2 separate regions of the Homo sapiens genome follow, and region 2 is linked to region 1. A link is a loop called in an ENCODE intact Hi-C map of the cell type or tissue named here. Cell type or tissue: OCI-LY7. All regions are shown on one strand.

Region 1 (8,000 bases):
AAGTGCTGGGATTACAGGCATGAGCCACCGCGCCCAGTCTAGTTTGGCTTTTCTTGCTCCTTCCCTCCTTCGCCCATTTATTTCAAGCTCTCTGCAAAAGCCAAGCTCCACAGAAACAAAGACAAACACAACATTGTTCAAGAGAGTGATGCCCCCTGCAAATGCCAAAGTCAGACCCAGGTTCAGAACCTGACCCTCTGCTTCTTAGCCGGGTGACCTTGAGCATATTATTGTAACTTTCTTGGGCTCTGGAATAGGGATAATAACAATACAGCCTCATGGGGTTATTATGAGGATAAAAAATGAAGGGATGGGCCAGGCACCGTGGTTCACGCCTGTAATCCCAGCATTTGGGAAGGCTGAGGCAGGAGAACCACTTGAGCTCAGGAGTTTGAGACCAGCCTGGGAAATATGGTGAATACCCATCTCTGCCCAAAAACAAAGATTAGCTGGGCGTGGTGGTACACACCTGTAGTCTCAGCTACTAGGAAGGGTGAGGTGGGAGGACTGCTTGAGCCTGGGAGGTTGAGGTGGCAGGGAGCCATGATTATACCACTGCACTCCAGCCTGGGCGACAGAGTGAGACCCTGTCTCAAAAAAAAAAAAAAAAAAGTGGGGGGGAAAGAAAAAAGAAAATGAAGAGATGTATGAAATGTTCTCAGCACTGTGCTCAATAAATAGGCTTTATTATTATTACTGTTTCATTAGCAGATTTTGCACAGACGAATAACTGGCTAGTCCTCATTAATGGACTTAACGCAGTGCCTGGCACATGGTGAAGCTTCCATAAATATGAACCAACGGCAACACTCAGGGACCCAGCTCTCATGACAAGGTGGATAAAGTGCTGAGAAAATGCAGAGATGAGAGGGTTTAATTCTGTGTGGGGAGGAGGGGGTCAGAGGCAGCCTCCACGAGGGGGTCATTTCCTCTGCCAAGCTCCTTTGCAGTGACAGATGAATTTCTTACAACAAGACAGCTCACATTCCCATCTCAGCATCTCTCGAGGAGGAAGGCTATTCCCTCCCGGCTCCACGGGGCTCCAGACACAGAGCAAACAGATTTTTTAAAGTTGTTTTCGTCTTACAGTTAACCCCTTTGAGTTCTTAGAAATGCCACTACTTTTACAACTGTCCCAGAGGTCTGGGATGAGGTCAGGTACCCTGTTTCAAGAAAATGTTGACCAATTTGAGCTTTTCCCCAGCGAGTGCACAGACCGGAGAGTGACTCTGGAACCTAATCAGCTGGGAAACGGGGAGGAACTGTGGGTACTGAGCCAGAAGATCCACCCTCAGGGGAGACAGTCATCCTTGGTCATGGGGCAGGGACCCTGGGCTTGTCTGTGTGGTTCTGTGGGAGGCAGGATTAGGAGCCACAGCAGAAGACTTCTCTGAGACAAAAGTCCATGCAACAGAATCACAGGGACACCTTCTAGGGGTTCCGGGTGAACTGTGGGAGTCACATGACATTTCCCACCCGTGGAGTTGGCCAGGTTTGTTCAGAAGCCATCTTTGTTCTGTGTGATCTCACCCCCTGGCCATAGCTGATTGGACCAGCGCACGACACCTGCTTGTAGGTGAGCCAATCAGATTCTCTCTCCTGGACCCTTGGAAATGAGAACCAGAGACAGCGAGTGCAGGCCTCCGTGGGAGGCTGGAACAGACACGCCTAACGGAAGAAGCTGTGAGGCCACCACATGCCACCGTGGGAACCGGAGGCCTGGAGAAAGGCACTCACTAGAGAGAAGGGAGAGGGAAAGCAAGTTGCAGAGGGAAGCAAAGCCCAGGAAAGGGGAATTCTGGTGGCTTCCCATTGCCTCCTCCGGGCCCTTCCTGAGGCCCACTAGCTGCATTCTGCCCTGAGCTTCTTTTTGGCTTGTCTTGGTTGTCATTATTTATCACCCAAGAGAATTTCTTACAACTCTTGCTGGGAAACAGTGGCAATCCCATCACGTTAGGTAGTGGGTGCACCAGTGTCAGTGTATACTAGAGGAAGACCACCTCTTTGTAAGAAGGCTTCACATACAACTCTCCCCAGTTAGGTGGGAGGTTGAAATTGGTGCACCCTAGAAATCCTTCCAGCTCCCAAATTCTAGATAACTTCAGATCATGCATAAAGGCCTTCAGGCCAGATGTGGCACCTAACTGTGTTCTAAAGTGCTGTATTGTTCTTTTGCTTTGTTTTGACCACCCGATATTTTTAAAATTATGATTATTAACGTTATAAACTTGGGAAATTTCACATGAAAATCCAAACGAATGGCCTTTCTAGGAAAATCAGCTCTGGCAACACTGGGCTCGTTACTCCCAAACAGAACCAATAAACTAGAACTGAGTTACCACTGTCCCCTTCATCTGGGGAACATGGTCTCCAGTTTGCCAGAGTCCACACCGTTCCCTATTGTCTCAGCAGCCCCGAGCCTGGGTATCAGTTGCCTCGTTGAGTTTATAATGCTATTTTTCTTATGGTAGAGAAAGGTTTCTTTATAATCAAGTGCCTATCAAAAGAGTTCAAAGATAGGCAGAGAGCAGCGAATTTCTTAAACCCAGACTTCTTCCCTCTCATACATTTCCTGTGTGAGCCCTGCAGGTATTTCAGTTTGCAATCCCTGGTTTAAAGGCTCATATAGCTGAACCTAAGTATGACTCCATCTTAAGCCCCATCCTTGAAGAAAAATCTCAAGACGCAAAATACATTTCCATCCAGTTCTTTTTTCTAAAATGCTATTTCATGGTATTTAATATTGAATGTTTAAAACTGGCTGGTTCAGCCCAAATTAATGATAGTTTTTGATATTTTCAAAAATCATCTCACTTTCTGAGCTAAATGCACCATGTATGGAGAAGCAAATCCCTTCTCCATGCCATTAAATCCTTAATCTCTCAGGCCAGCCCAGGAAGACACCTCTGCCCTATTGAAGGATGATGTCCTACTGAAGAAATCAAAGGGGATGCCACTCACTCCTGAGCACTGCTTTTCCACTTATTGTTAAATTAGCAATAGTCGGAAATGATCTCTTCTTTTTAGAGAAACCTCATTAAATGTAACAACAAAATCAAATAAGGAGAACAGGGCACTGAAGCAGAGGAAATGCTGAAAGGTCACCTTGGCAGTTGTGTGCACAGTGTGCTGGGCTTTTTAAGGGAATAAAGGAAGACTCAGATTTCCAGGAGGTAAAGATGGGGACAGCCACTTCCTTTTACCCAGCAGACCGTGGGCAGGGGCCTGCAGGCTCCTGAGTGTGGATGGGATATTTTTGAAACATAAATCGCTGTGCTTGCTGAGCTCTGTGATTCTTTCTCACTTGCAGCCCCCTCCTACTCAGTCCACTGGGTCTTCTGGGCTCACTGCTTCAGGGAAGGGGGAACCCAGAGAGAGCCAAGGAAAGCAAAGGGGATGCTCAATTTTTGAGTTTCAAAAGCCTGCACCTCTTGGAGCACACTAAGTGCTCCTGTGCTTAGACAAAAGATTGGATGGAATTGGTGATAAGCCTGAGCGAAGTTTCCATGCTGGAGACTGCGCAGGATCCTGGACTGGGGGCAGTGTGAGCAAGAGGGGAAGGGGACACGATGAGGGTGAAAGGTCAGCAGGGCCAGGACGAGGGTCCCAAAGGCAAGAGGACCACAGACACGAGGGCGTCAAAGAATCTGGAGAAGGCCTGATATGTGCAAGATGGAACAGCAAGGTAACTCTTTCTGCCAAGAGCAAAGTGACTTGACATTTTCTTTATGCAATGGGGACTTATTGCAGGTAAATGAGCCAGTTTTGCACAGGCTTCTGAAATACCACGAGGAGCTCACCAGGGACCTTGTCTGCAGCACTCACATTTTCCCACCTGCTGTGCTGGGCACTGGGGTGTGCCGCCCAGATCCCCCCACAATGTGGGCCTTTTTGCCCAGCTGCTGTGACGCTGCTGTGGGTGGCCTTAGCTGTCAGCTGACCTGCCCGTGCCCAGGGTGACGCAGAGCCAACTGACTCAGTCAGGGGTGTAAAAACACAGGCATGTCTGCTTAATGGGGGATTCTCCCAATAAAACGCCCTGCACTCTGGCCTCCGCCTCAGAGTCTTCCTCCTGGGAACTCAGCCTTGTAACCACTGGCCTGTCCCCCAGACTGGTAACCACTAATTCAGGGCAAAGGTGATGTCTAGGTCCCACTGAGTTTCTTATGAGCTGTGTGGCCCGATGGGGGACTCTCTGAACCTGTTTCTTCTAACTGTGACATGAGATTAAGGATACTTGTCCCACCCTTCCCATTGTCAGACCACGAGCTCTGAAAGGGTCTTACAGATCCCTTCATCTAATCAGTCACCCAGTGCTTGATGATAGCTTGATGACAACTGTCAAATTGCTTCAAGACCTGCCTGACATTGCCAGTAATTACCATCTTGGTATGAATTTCAGTGATGCAGAACCCCTGTCAGAGACAGCTGCGTTTGTAAAAGCAAGTCTGGATGACACAGTGATGATTACATCATCTCCATCTTCATCGCCATCTCATAGTAAAGTTAACCCACTGTGGCATCTGGCTGATGGTTTTGTGGGAGAGGATTCTATGTCCCACCGCAAACTAATCACTACTAATAGATCAACTTTCTAGATAATTCCTCGGCAATGTGGTTCAAAGAAAGACCTAACAGCTCCTGCCCTTGTGAGAATTTTCCTTTTGTTTCACTCGGTGGTTCTCAGAGCGTGGTTCTCGACCCGGCAGCACCTGCAGCGTCTGGGAACCTGCTAGAAATGCAAATCCTCGGGCCCCACCACAGGTCTACCGATCAGAAACTCTGGGATGGAGCCCAGCAGATGCCATTTAACAAATCCTCCAGGTGATCTTATGCTCACTCAAGGGTGAGAATCACTGAGCTAATTTAAGCCTCTGAGCTGTCACTTGTCTGAAAGATTGTTTCAGGTCCTGTGGTCCAAGGATCAGAAAAATTAGCACAAGTCTTACCGATCCCAAGTCACCATGAGAAACACAAGTCCAGAGAGGTATGTGAAGCCCTCCCCCACTCCACCTGGAGGTCACATGCTCATAAGGGGCTCAGTGGCACCTAGACCTGACCTTTGCCCTAAACCAGGGGTTACCAGTCTGGGTGACTGGCAGGTGGTTAATAAGAGGAAGGTGTCACAGGTTGGGTTCCCCAGGAAGAAGACTGATGGAGATGACAGCAGGACATGTTGGTGCGGACCCTCAGACCAGCACCTGCAGAAGGGGAAAAAGCAGCCACAGTGGGCAGAGGGAGAAGGGGAACTGTGGTGCAGGCCCAAAATCGACTACAACTGGGCAGACATCCTCACATGCTCCCCATACCCCACTCCCCTGACCCAGTCTCCTTCCCACAAAAAATGCTAGCCTAAAGCATAAGCCAACACATAAATAAAGCAGCCAGAATCAACTACACTTCTGCCTTTAAGTGGAACAGATAGATTACTTTATAATTTATTAGCCTTCCATGGGGCACACTCAGACACAACGCTATAGGCACATTCAGATGGTTTTCTACACATCTAGCGATATAAACTCTATCAAACGCTATATAAATCCAGATAAAGGTAATAAAGTTAGTGTAGTAAAAAACCAATGGCAATGCAATCATTGATGCCCCCTGGTAACCTATCTAAAATATTACAATAACTCAAGTCTCCATATGGAGATTTCATTTTCTTTTTCTCCTCTGAGAAAAGCCTGTTGTGAGCTTTAAGATATTTAAATAAGGATAGATTGAATTAATATGGTTTACACTCATAAAGATGCTTTTTCCGGTGTTTCTGAGGTTCTCTTTTCTTGACTATATCTCCTGCTAGCTCCTAATTTTTCCTCCTGAAGAAAGACAAGATCAGGGAACCTCAGAATTGCAGAGCCGTCGCTTTAAACTACAAGCTGTGGGTATCAAAATGCCTGCAGGTGACAGTTACAGCCTCTTTTCAGACTCTCTTTCCTGGTCACCACCTCCAAGATCTGCTTCTGGGAATAAAAATCATGGTGGCTGTGATTTTATGTAAAGTCTTCTGCCATGCTGCCTGGCTGCATAGAACACATGCGCTAATCCAAAGCCACACTGAAGGATGTGTCCCCAAAGCAGGAAGTGTCTCAAGGTATCTTTTAGCTGCAAATCACAGAAAACCAACTCAAACTAGCTTAAGTGAAAAGTGAGTTAATTGGCTGGAAAATAAAAAAAAGAGACAGCAAGGAGTAGTCCCTACTTCGTGCCATCTGGAGGTGGGGGCGGCACGTTCCCACACTGTCCCAGTAAAAGTTCTGAAATGAGGTCTAATAGGTCAGGCCTATCCCAGGGCCGGTGACATCGGCTAGGGGAAATGCTATGCTCTGATTGGCCAGGGGGATGCTGTTCTCTAATTGGTCAGGGGGCTGCTGTGCTCTGATTAGCCAGGGGGCCATGTTCTGATTGGCCAATAGGAAGGCTGTGCTCTGATTGGCCAGGATGTTATCTCTGATTGGTCACTTGTCTCCCTGGGGCCAAGATATGTCAGCCACCCCTAAACCAAATATGATCGCTGGGATGGAAACATGGACATCAAGCCTGAAGAATCATCGAGGAATGCCTTTCAACAGGGTACAGACGGGAGTGGCCTGGCAGGGGCATCAAAGATGGGTTCATGTCGCATCATCTGTGAATAGGCAGAATCTTAGGAGAACCTCCAAAGATCCCCCAGAACCTGTCTCCTATGAGGTTTTAAACTAGATAGAGCCTGTTATACGAAACTGTCCCATGCAAGTTGCCATCAAACTAAAAGCAGACAGAATGGAGCTTTTTCAGCCTGAAGATGGGATGTGATATTTGTGTCTCATACAAGTAAGAAGCCTTTTAGGATTGTTCTGAACAACTCCAGAAGTTCAAAGGGGTGGGTGATTATGGACACAAAGAAAGGAGAAAATAAGGCGTAACAGTCAGATGTGAACTTTGATGGAATGGGTTACCTTATAGGTAGTGAGTGCGTCATTACTGGAAGCAACCAAACAGCACACAGAAGAAATATTCCTGCATAGGGGAGGGTCCCCTCTCAGATTCCTTTTATTTGATTTAATGTCTTCTAAAAATACTATCCCAAGCCTTAAATAGTAATAACTTAAGTGGAAAATCCTGACTGTGCCCCTACCCCCACCACCTCCCCCACAAACCCCAGGCTCTCCCGGTGGGAAATGTGATGAAATGCTGAAACCCCAAATGGTGTCACATCAGAGACACTGGAAGTGCCTAACAAGCAGATGGATTCAAAATGACAGATGCCTCCAGACTGCAAAATCCATCACTTCTGTCCACAGGAACAAAGGGTGAGAAGATAGGTGCCTGAAAGCCGGCTCCGATTTAAGAATCAAAGCACTTCACAAAAGAGCCCGAAATGGAAAAATCAGTATTTGTTTGTTCTCTGAAGCCAACACTGGAACCAGGGCTTCCTCTTTAAATGGCACTGTGTGTGCTGGAGACGCTGAACTTGTCCTGAAGTCTCGCATGTTGTGCATTCATGCCGAAGCAAACGGGAATCACTTAATAAGGGCTTCCAAATGCCACTGCACAAATAATAATAGTAATCACAATCATAACACCGGCACGCTGTTTCGAAACAAGGCATCTGAGTGGGGACAGCATGTTAATAAACAAGATGAGAGACGCAGCCCAGGAAGCTGACTTCCTCAGAACAGAACGAGTCCCCTATTCATATTCATAATCCTTTGCATTATTTACACGGATCAACTTGCTCCCTAACTCCAAACCGGCTTGAGTTCCCTGTGGCAGGGAAGGCGGGGAAAGGAGGGGCCACCAGCTAAGCTCACACTGACAGCAATGCTGGTTTTTATGATCTAACAGGCTTGACATTCTCCTCGGCACAGAGCGACCTCCAGTCCAGTCAATACTGAGAGCTATCACTGTCATGAAGCGGAAAGCCAGCAGGATCACTGGATCACTGGAGAGGCAGCGCCAGTCACTGCCAGGGCCCAGATCAATCCCCACTGGTCAGTGGAATGGCTCTGCCCATCCTT
Region 2 (8,000 bases), 58 kb after region 1:
ACTCAGTCCAAGCAGCCATTGTCACTTGCCTGGACTACTGCAGTAGCCCCTCAGGGCTTCTGCTCCTGTGAGTCAAAGCAGATCCCTCCTCGGCTCTAACCTGCCAACAGCTCCCATCTCACTCAGAGTAAAACTCAAAGTTCTAACCAAAGACTAGTTTGGTTAGAACTTTCACTGCCCTGGCCTCCTTTCCTCCTGCTGTTCTCTCACTCGTTCAGCCCAAAGAGTGAGGGAACAGCTCTCACTGGCCTCCCTTCTGTCCCTCGACCCTGCCAAGCACATTCCCACCTCAGGGCCTTTACACCTGCTGTTCCCTCTGCCTGGAACACTCTTCCCAAGATAGCCACCTGGCCTCCTCCCTTACCCCTTTAGGTCTTTGTTCAGATGCCACCTTCCTGACTCTGCTGTATAAAACTGCAAACCTGGCCAGGTGCGGTGGCTCACGTCTGTAATACAGCAATTTGGGAGGCCAAGGTGGGTGGATTGCCTGAGGTCAGGAGTTCGAGACCAGCCTGGGCAAACACAGTGAAACCCCGTCTCTACTAAAAATACAAAAATTAGCCAGCCATGGTGGTGAGCGCCTGTAATCACTGCTACTTGGGAGGCTGAGGCAGGAGAATCACTTGAACCCGGGAGGCAGAGGTTGCAGTGAGCCAAGATCACTCCACTGCACTCCAGCCTGGGCAACAAGAGTAAAACTCCATCTCAAAAAAAAAAAAAAAAAAAAACCCGCAAACCCTCCTCCCCAGCGCTCCATCTCTGCTCGCCCACTCCATTTCTCCACAGCACAGACCACCAGGTAATGAACGGTGTGTTTAGTTATTTATTGTGTTCAGTATCCGTCTCTCTCCACCTTAATGCTAACCACAAAGACAGGGTTTTTTGCCTGTCTTTTTCCTGCTGATATCCCCAGCACCACGGACAGGGGCTGGCACAGTGCAGGTGCACAGTAAAAATGTCTCGGAGAAGACAAAGGCAGGAAGGCAGGAAGGATGCAAATTGGAGGGAGTCTCCAGGAACAAGGCCAGCTACAGCGAGTTCAGAGCCCATTTTACAGAAAGGGAAACTGAGTCTCAGGTCAAGAGGCGAGGCCAACACTGCCCAGAATTCCCAATTTCTTGAGAAAAAACAGAAACCTGTATAGTAATATTGACAGCTCCCAATTTTTAAATGTCGGCAACTAATAAGAAAAGTCTGCAGGCCAGATATGGCCCAGAGGCAGCCAGCAGCCCTCCACCAGCCTGGAAAAGTTATGATTCGCTGCTGCTTAGAGACAAGTTTTCTAGCAAAATAACATTTTCCATCTACACCATGCCTCCCCCTTCCCTTCCCTTGCCCAACCTAGAGACTCGCAAAAAACAGGTTCCCCTCCCACCCGGCCCTCCCACCTCTGCCATCTCTCTGCCCAGGTGCCCCCCAACCCCACTGACCTGGCCCCCTCTGCTCGCCAGGAATGCTAGCAGCCTGCAGCAGCAGATGGCACAACTACAGAAAGGAAAAATACCAAGCCAAAGACATAAATACGTCGGCAGAGTACACAACACGGAGAGGACCCAGCAAACAAAGAGCCGCAGACTCCGGGAGCCAGGAGATGAGGTGCTGCCAGCCCCACTTCCAGAGTTCCAAAAACAAAGCCAAGACCCCTTGGAAGGCCCGGGGGAGTCACCCCAGGAGTGCCGGCTGCAGCCACGGCAGTATTTTCATGTGTCCATTTGCTGTGATGTGTTGAGAGCCCCGGCAGGAGGCATTCAGGACACAAAGCAGACATCTGAGGCATGATTTACTGAGTCACCCCTCCCGGGCACTGCATCCCGGACTCGGAGGCGTGGCCACAATGAGTAAGACCCCCCCACCAACGGGTTAATTCAGACCAGGCTCGGAGCACCGAGCAACTCTATCACCCTCAGTAATAAAATACAGCAAATCAAATTGGACTGTATTGATTTTTTATGTAACTATTTTAGGGCCGAAGCATAAGGAGAGGGTATTGATCAGTTAAGAGTCAGGTGTCAGGAAAGGGAGACAGGAGCACCCTGGCTGCAGAACCAGCTGATTTTGCCAAGGGAAGGCACTGGAATTCAACTCCAAAGAACCCAGGCTTCTTTCTCTCCTGCCCCCAGCCGGCAGAGAATGGGCATTGAGAGTCCATTCTGCCCTGAATGGGAAGATGGAAAGCCACACAGCTGGTGGAGCAGGAAAGCGATGACCAGCTCCTCTGAGCTCCTCTGCTTCATTTCTCTCCCCATGGCACTTGACATTGAAGTTCAGATTTCTTTGTCCACTGCTTCACTGTTGTCTTGCTCTGCAAGAATGACAGAGTGTGGGATTTGTCTCTTTTGTTCCCTGCTGTGTCCCAAGTGCTTAGCCCCGATTTATACCTCTGTTCAATGAATGAATGAATGAGCTGGTTGCCATTTCTTGAGCACTTGCTGTGTGCCAGGCACTCTGCAAAGAACCGTGCAAGGATTCACATGCCTTCTGCCTGGAACCCCCTTCTCTCAGTTGGCTCTTTCTGGTCATTAAGGTCTCAAATTAGAAAACTGCCACCTCCTCTAAGAAGTCTTCCTGGATCGCACAGTCACTCTTCATCATATCGCCTTGCATTGACCATGAAAAACACAAATTAATGTCTGGGATTTTCCTGTGGGTGTATTTATGAGCTTCTTATTTGTCTCCTCATCATCACCCAACCTGCCCTAGAACACAAGCCCTGGAGATCACAGGCACCCAGGCCTGAGGGCAGGGAAATTGAGGCAAAACTCCAGGACAAGAAGGCACCATCAGGGCAGAAGTCATGAGCTCTGGGGAGGAGACCCTACCTTGCCATTCATGGATTGACTTATCTTGAGTCAGTCCCTAGGTTCCTCTGAGCCTCAGTGTCCCCATCTGAGGACACATCCTACCCCTCACTCAACAGTTGCCCAAGAATCCCATGAAATCCTGAAGTGAGAAACCACTTGGCAGACGGCTGATGGTTCATGATTCTTCTCTTTGCAGCTGTGATGGTTGCATGTGTCCCCAGTCAGCCCTTCCTTTCTTGCCTCCTTTCCTGTCCTGGGACTCGTGCCCTGTGCTAACAGCCTCAGGGCTGTTAGGCTGTTGTTGTTAGCACAACAATGGCATCAGCACGCCGTTGTTGTTTACAAACCTCTTTCTTGCTGAACCACCCAGCCTTGTAATGAGAACAGCCAGGGAGAATTTCGGCGCCCATTTTACAGATGGGAAAACTGAGTCTCACAGAGGCCAAGGGGCTAAACCAGTATTCCAAGATCTCCCAATTTATTGAGCAAAGACAGAAACTGGATTGTGACACTGACATCTCTGAATTTGTAAATCCTGGTGACTAACAAGAGAAGTTTGCAGCCATCCGCCTTCCAGGGGCCTTCCACATCTGCTGTTTCCACAAACGCCAAGTCCCTCCTGCCGAAGCAGGCCGGGGCTCCCGAATGAGGAGGTGGACTTTAGAAGGGACAGGTTTCAGCCAGGCATGGTGGCTCAACACCTATAATCCCAGCACTTTGAGAGGCCAAGGCAAGAGAATGTCTTCAGCCCGGGAGTCTGAGGCTGCAGTGTGCTATGACTGAGCCAATGCACTCCAGCCTGGAAACAGAGCAAGACCTCATTTCTAAAATAAATGGGGGTTGGGGGAGGGGAAAATTCTCCAAACTCTGTTTCTCACAAAAAACCCAACTCTCCCCTTGACTCAAGACACATCCCTTAATCCCTTGGGTGCAAATCAGCCTCAAAATCCAATAAATTGCACCAAAACTTCAGTGCCCATGAACTGAATGTAGTAGCTAAGAGAACCAACTCTGGGACAGACACACCAGGGTTCACACTTGCACCCCATCACTTATTGGCTGTGTGACTTTGCAAACCTCACATTGCCTCTCTGGGCCTCAGTTTGCGTATCTGTAAAATGGGACAAACAGAAGTCCCTACCCCATTAGGGTTGTTGAAGAATCCGTGAAATAAAATCTAACGAAGGGCTAAGAACACACAGTGTGCCCAACAGCAGGGTTAGTTATTGTGTTACTACTAATTCTGAGGTACATGATTCTTCTCTTTGCAGCTGTGATGGCTGCAGCACGTGTCCCCAATCAGCCCTTCCTTTCTTGCCTCCTTTCCTGTCCTGGGACTCATGCCCTGTGCTAACAGCCTCACGCATCAGCACACCATTGTTATTTATGAACCTCTTTCTTGCTGAAGTCCCCAGCCTTGTAATGAGAACAGCCAGGGAGAATTTTGGGGCCCATTTTACAGATGGGAAAACTGAGTCTCACAGTGGCCAAGGGGATAAACCAGTATTCCAGTGCATGAGACCAAAATTCGGCCTGCCAAAGTCTTGCCCTTCAACATAGCCATCTAATCACTCAGGGGCACAGAATCTGAAAGGACTCCCAGTTGCCTACAGAGTTGACTCTGATGTGTTTGATTTCTACGGCTCTAAGCCTTAGTTTGCGTTAATACATTTATTTGTTGCAAAGAGAGAGGGAACAGAAAGGAAGTGAAAGACTCGGCAAAGGCTAGCACATCAAAGGAGCTTAACGACTACCCACCACCTGGGAGTATAAGCCTGGCTGGTTCAGAGGCCGGGCCACACCATTCCGCACAAGGCTAGAGAGTGAAATTTGGTTGCGTGAGGTGCTGGGTAAGACACAGACCAGTGCCTGGGCTGGGATCCTAATCCTGTGTGACCTCAGCCAAGTTACTTAGCATCTCTGGACCTCCAGATCCTCCCTTGTAAACTAGGAATAATGAGAGTGTCCACTTGCCAGAGTGGTGAGCATCCCATCAAGTTCATGCAGGGAAAGGCCTGGATGGTGCCTGCAGCACAGGAAGAAGCACCTGCTTTCATCACCACCCCTTCCCCATCACCATCACCATCACCACCACCACCCCTTCCCCATCACCATCACCACCCCTTCCCCGTCACTGTCACCATCACCACCACCACCCCTTCCCTGTCACCATCACCACCCCTTTCCCGTCACTGTCACCATCACCACCACCCCTTCCCCATCACCATCGCCACCCCTTCCCCATCACCATCACCACCCCTTCCCCACCACCACCACCACCCCTTCCCCGTCACCATCACCACCCCTTCCCATCACCATCACCACCCCTTCCCCATCACCATCACCATCACCACCACCACCCCTTCCCCATCACCACCCCTTCCCCGTCACCATCACCACCCCTTCCCCATCACCACCACCACCCCTTCCCCATCACCATCACCACCCCTTCCCCATCACCATCACCACCCCTTCCCCATCACCACCCTTCCCCATCACCATCACCACCCCTTCCCCATCACCATCACCACCCCTTCCCATCAACATCACCACCCCTTCCCATCACCACCCTTCCCCATCACCATCACCACCCCTTGCCATCACCATCACCACCCCTTCCCCATCACCATCACCACCCCTTCCCCATCACCACCCCTTCCCCATCACCATCGCCACCCCTTCCCCATCACCATCACCATCACTATCACCATCACCACCCCTTCCCCATCATCACCATCATCACCCCTTCCCTATCACCATCACTATCACCATCACCATCACCATCACCACCCCTTCCCCATCACCATCACCACCCCTTCCCATCACCATCACCACCCCTTCCCACCACCACCCCTTTCCCATCCCCATCACCACCCCTTCCCATCACCATCACCACCTCTTCCCATCACCACCCCTTTCCCATCCCCATCACCACCCCTTTCCCATCACCATCACCACTAAGACTTGCTCTCTAACTTTCGGATTTGACACTGGCTGTCTTGGCCAGGCCAGGCGGCTGTCATTCTCATGACCTTGGGATCCTTGTATGGAGTCACAGTTCCCTAAAGGACTGTATGGTAGAACTCCTCTACCAGAAGAGCTCCCAGGTACAGGGTTAGAAAGTCATAGGTGAGGAGTTAAGGAGAGGGGAGCCCAGGCCTCCAATTCACTGTGTGACCCTGAACAGGCGGTCCCTGTGCCCAAGTCTCCTTCCCATCTGCCGGGGGCTGCTGAAGGAGGGGCTCTGAGGCACCCTCTTGCTCTAGAAGTCAACCCACCTACTCTGCTGAAGAGTTGGCAGCACCCCCGTCACCCACGGTACCAGGGTGCCTCCATCTCGCCACAGTGATTGCTGAGTCCCATGGCTTCAGGGGAAATGGACCCCCTCCATCCCCATTCAAATTGAGACACAGAAGAGAAGAAAGGAGCCACCCAGCCACATAGAGCTGGGAGACGCATCTGGGAACAAGGCCCCTGAAAGGGCTTTGCCGGCCCAGAGACCACCCCCACCCCAGACTCCCAGCCAACAAATGAGGGTTTTCTTTTGCTCCCTTGGATCAAGGCAACCACCGTGCTCATTGTTGGCTCTGAGTGCAGTAGCTCATGCAGAAGCCCCACGCCTCCCCAACTCCCTGCATCCGGTGGGAGGAGAGGGGATGAAATGATTTACTCTGGGAACCTCCACTGTGCAGCCATTAAATCACTGGAGAAGGCGACGACATTTGCATACCACTCCCCACCACTTCCCAATGCCACCTCTCTGAAGGGCAGCGCCACACACAGGCACCCCCCCCATCACTATTGTAATGAGAAATATACCACATGCCACACCAAGGTGCCAGGCAGGAGGAAGAGAGCCTCTGCCCTGAAAGCCAAAGCTCCCCCCTGCCACTCAATGTGGCCCCTCTGTCGTGGGGCAGGTGGGGGTGCTCCACCCACCCTGATTTCATAGACCCTAGACCCCCGTGCATAATGAGTCAACGAAGCAAGATTCGTTCATTTTCCTCAGCAGGGACTGTAACTGCACCGCTAATTTGCAAAGCCACAGCATGTACAAAAGTGGCTCGAATAATAGGGGCCCCCTAGTCGCTAAGCTGGGGGATTTGTGCTGACTCTTACCAAGTACAGTTCCATATGTTTAAGCACTTGCAAGGCTGAAAGAAGTACACCCACCCTACTCTTTACCATGGCAGCTACCCACGCAGGAAGGGGGGTGGGGGACAAAGAAGCCAGTCCCTGCGTGTGTGTGATGGGAGACAGTGTGCGCATCTTTGCCTCTGAACTCTTCCAGCCCCTCTTCCAGAGCCTCAGCCAAAGGGGGTCGGTAAACCATGGCAGAAATCACCCAGAAAATCCAACCAGCCCTGAAGGAAGCTCTGGTTAATTCCTCTGAACCTCTCAAAACCAAGTGTAGGCAGCTAAGTATCTTTCAGGAATTTCTTTTTTTCTTTTTTTTTTTTTTTTTTTTTGCCATCCCTCCTAACTAGTGCTAAATATAGAGTTATCAAACTGTCGTCTCTTTATGTCCCTGGTAGGGACCAGTTAAAGACTTGCATGTGCTTCCAGGGACGGGGCGATGGCACTGGGGGCTCTGCCCGGACGGCATTTGTCGGAACGAGCTGCCCTGCTGAGACTCTCCCAAAGAACAGCAGGGGAGCAGGCAAAGAGCCGGCCAGCAGCAGGTTTCAGTGGGAGCTCACCTTCCCTCCCAACATGGGGCCTTCCAGAGCCAGGCACAGGCTCTTCTGTTGCTGGGGGAGAGGGCGGGGGACGGGGGTGGGGGGGTGGTAGGGGGACCATCCTATTCTCTTACAAAGCATTATGCAGGCAGCTTCTCTGAGAGACTTCCGATATTCACTTATAAGCACATCCAGGCAAATGCTGACCCCCGTGGAGAAACAAAATAGAGACAAAACTGCAATTTTCAAGTCCGAGGGACTGCACTTTTGCAAACAGGTCCCAGGGCTTCAGCTAAGAGAAAACAGCCTCGGCCCCAGCAGCAGCCCCTCTCGTGGACCGCAGAGGAATGCCGAAAGCAAAACAGCTATCATAGCTGCTCCTTAGCCAAGCAGGCAAGATTCATCCACGTTAAGCCCAATGCCATTCTCTAGGCTGAACCAAAGCCGAACGCTGACGGAGATCTCCAATAGAAGGTTTTCTTCAAGTCGAAGGTGTTGGTAAATATTTTGGGTCACTTAA

Evidence for each region. A loop is a pair of places that touch in the nucleus more often than their neighbours do. Peaks named below come from ENCODE experiments on the same cell type or tissue, not always from the same donor. Only the 100,000 strongest peaks of a DNase experiment are listed, where the experiment ranks them.
Region 2: it touches region 1 in a loop (4-fold over the local background); 4 of 110 quality-filtered maps call a loop at or near these places.

The regions. Positions count from the first base shown.
Region 1 is chr12:125,246,047-125,254,046 of GRCh38, reverse strand. The region is part of intron 1 of TMEM132B (transmembrane protein 132B); the gene reads right to left. Among named protein-coding and RNA genes, the nearest start is that of TMEM132B, 64 kb to the right of the region's middle. RefSeq lists an enhancer at 7,712-8,000. In OCI-LY7, no CTCF peak of the experiment used is centred here; DNase peaks (open chromatin) are centred at 3,856, 4,426 and 4,796; H3K4me3 peaks cover 2,045 bases; H3K27ac peaks cover 3,529 bases.
Region 2 is chr12:125,188,123-125,196,122 of GRCh38, reverse strand. All of the region lies in intron 1 of TMEM132B (transmembrane protein 132B), which reads right to left. Among named protein-coding and RNA genes, the nearest start is that of TMEM132B, 5.7 kb to the right of the region's middle. RefSeq lists an enhancer at 1,677-2,208. In OCI-LY7, a CTCF peak has its summit at 2,065; DNase peaks (open chromatin) are centred at 4,152, 4,562, 6,852 and 7,722; H3K4me3 peaks cover 2,366 bases; H3K27ac peaks cover 1,611 bases.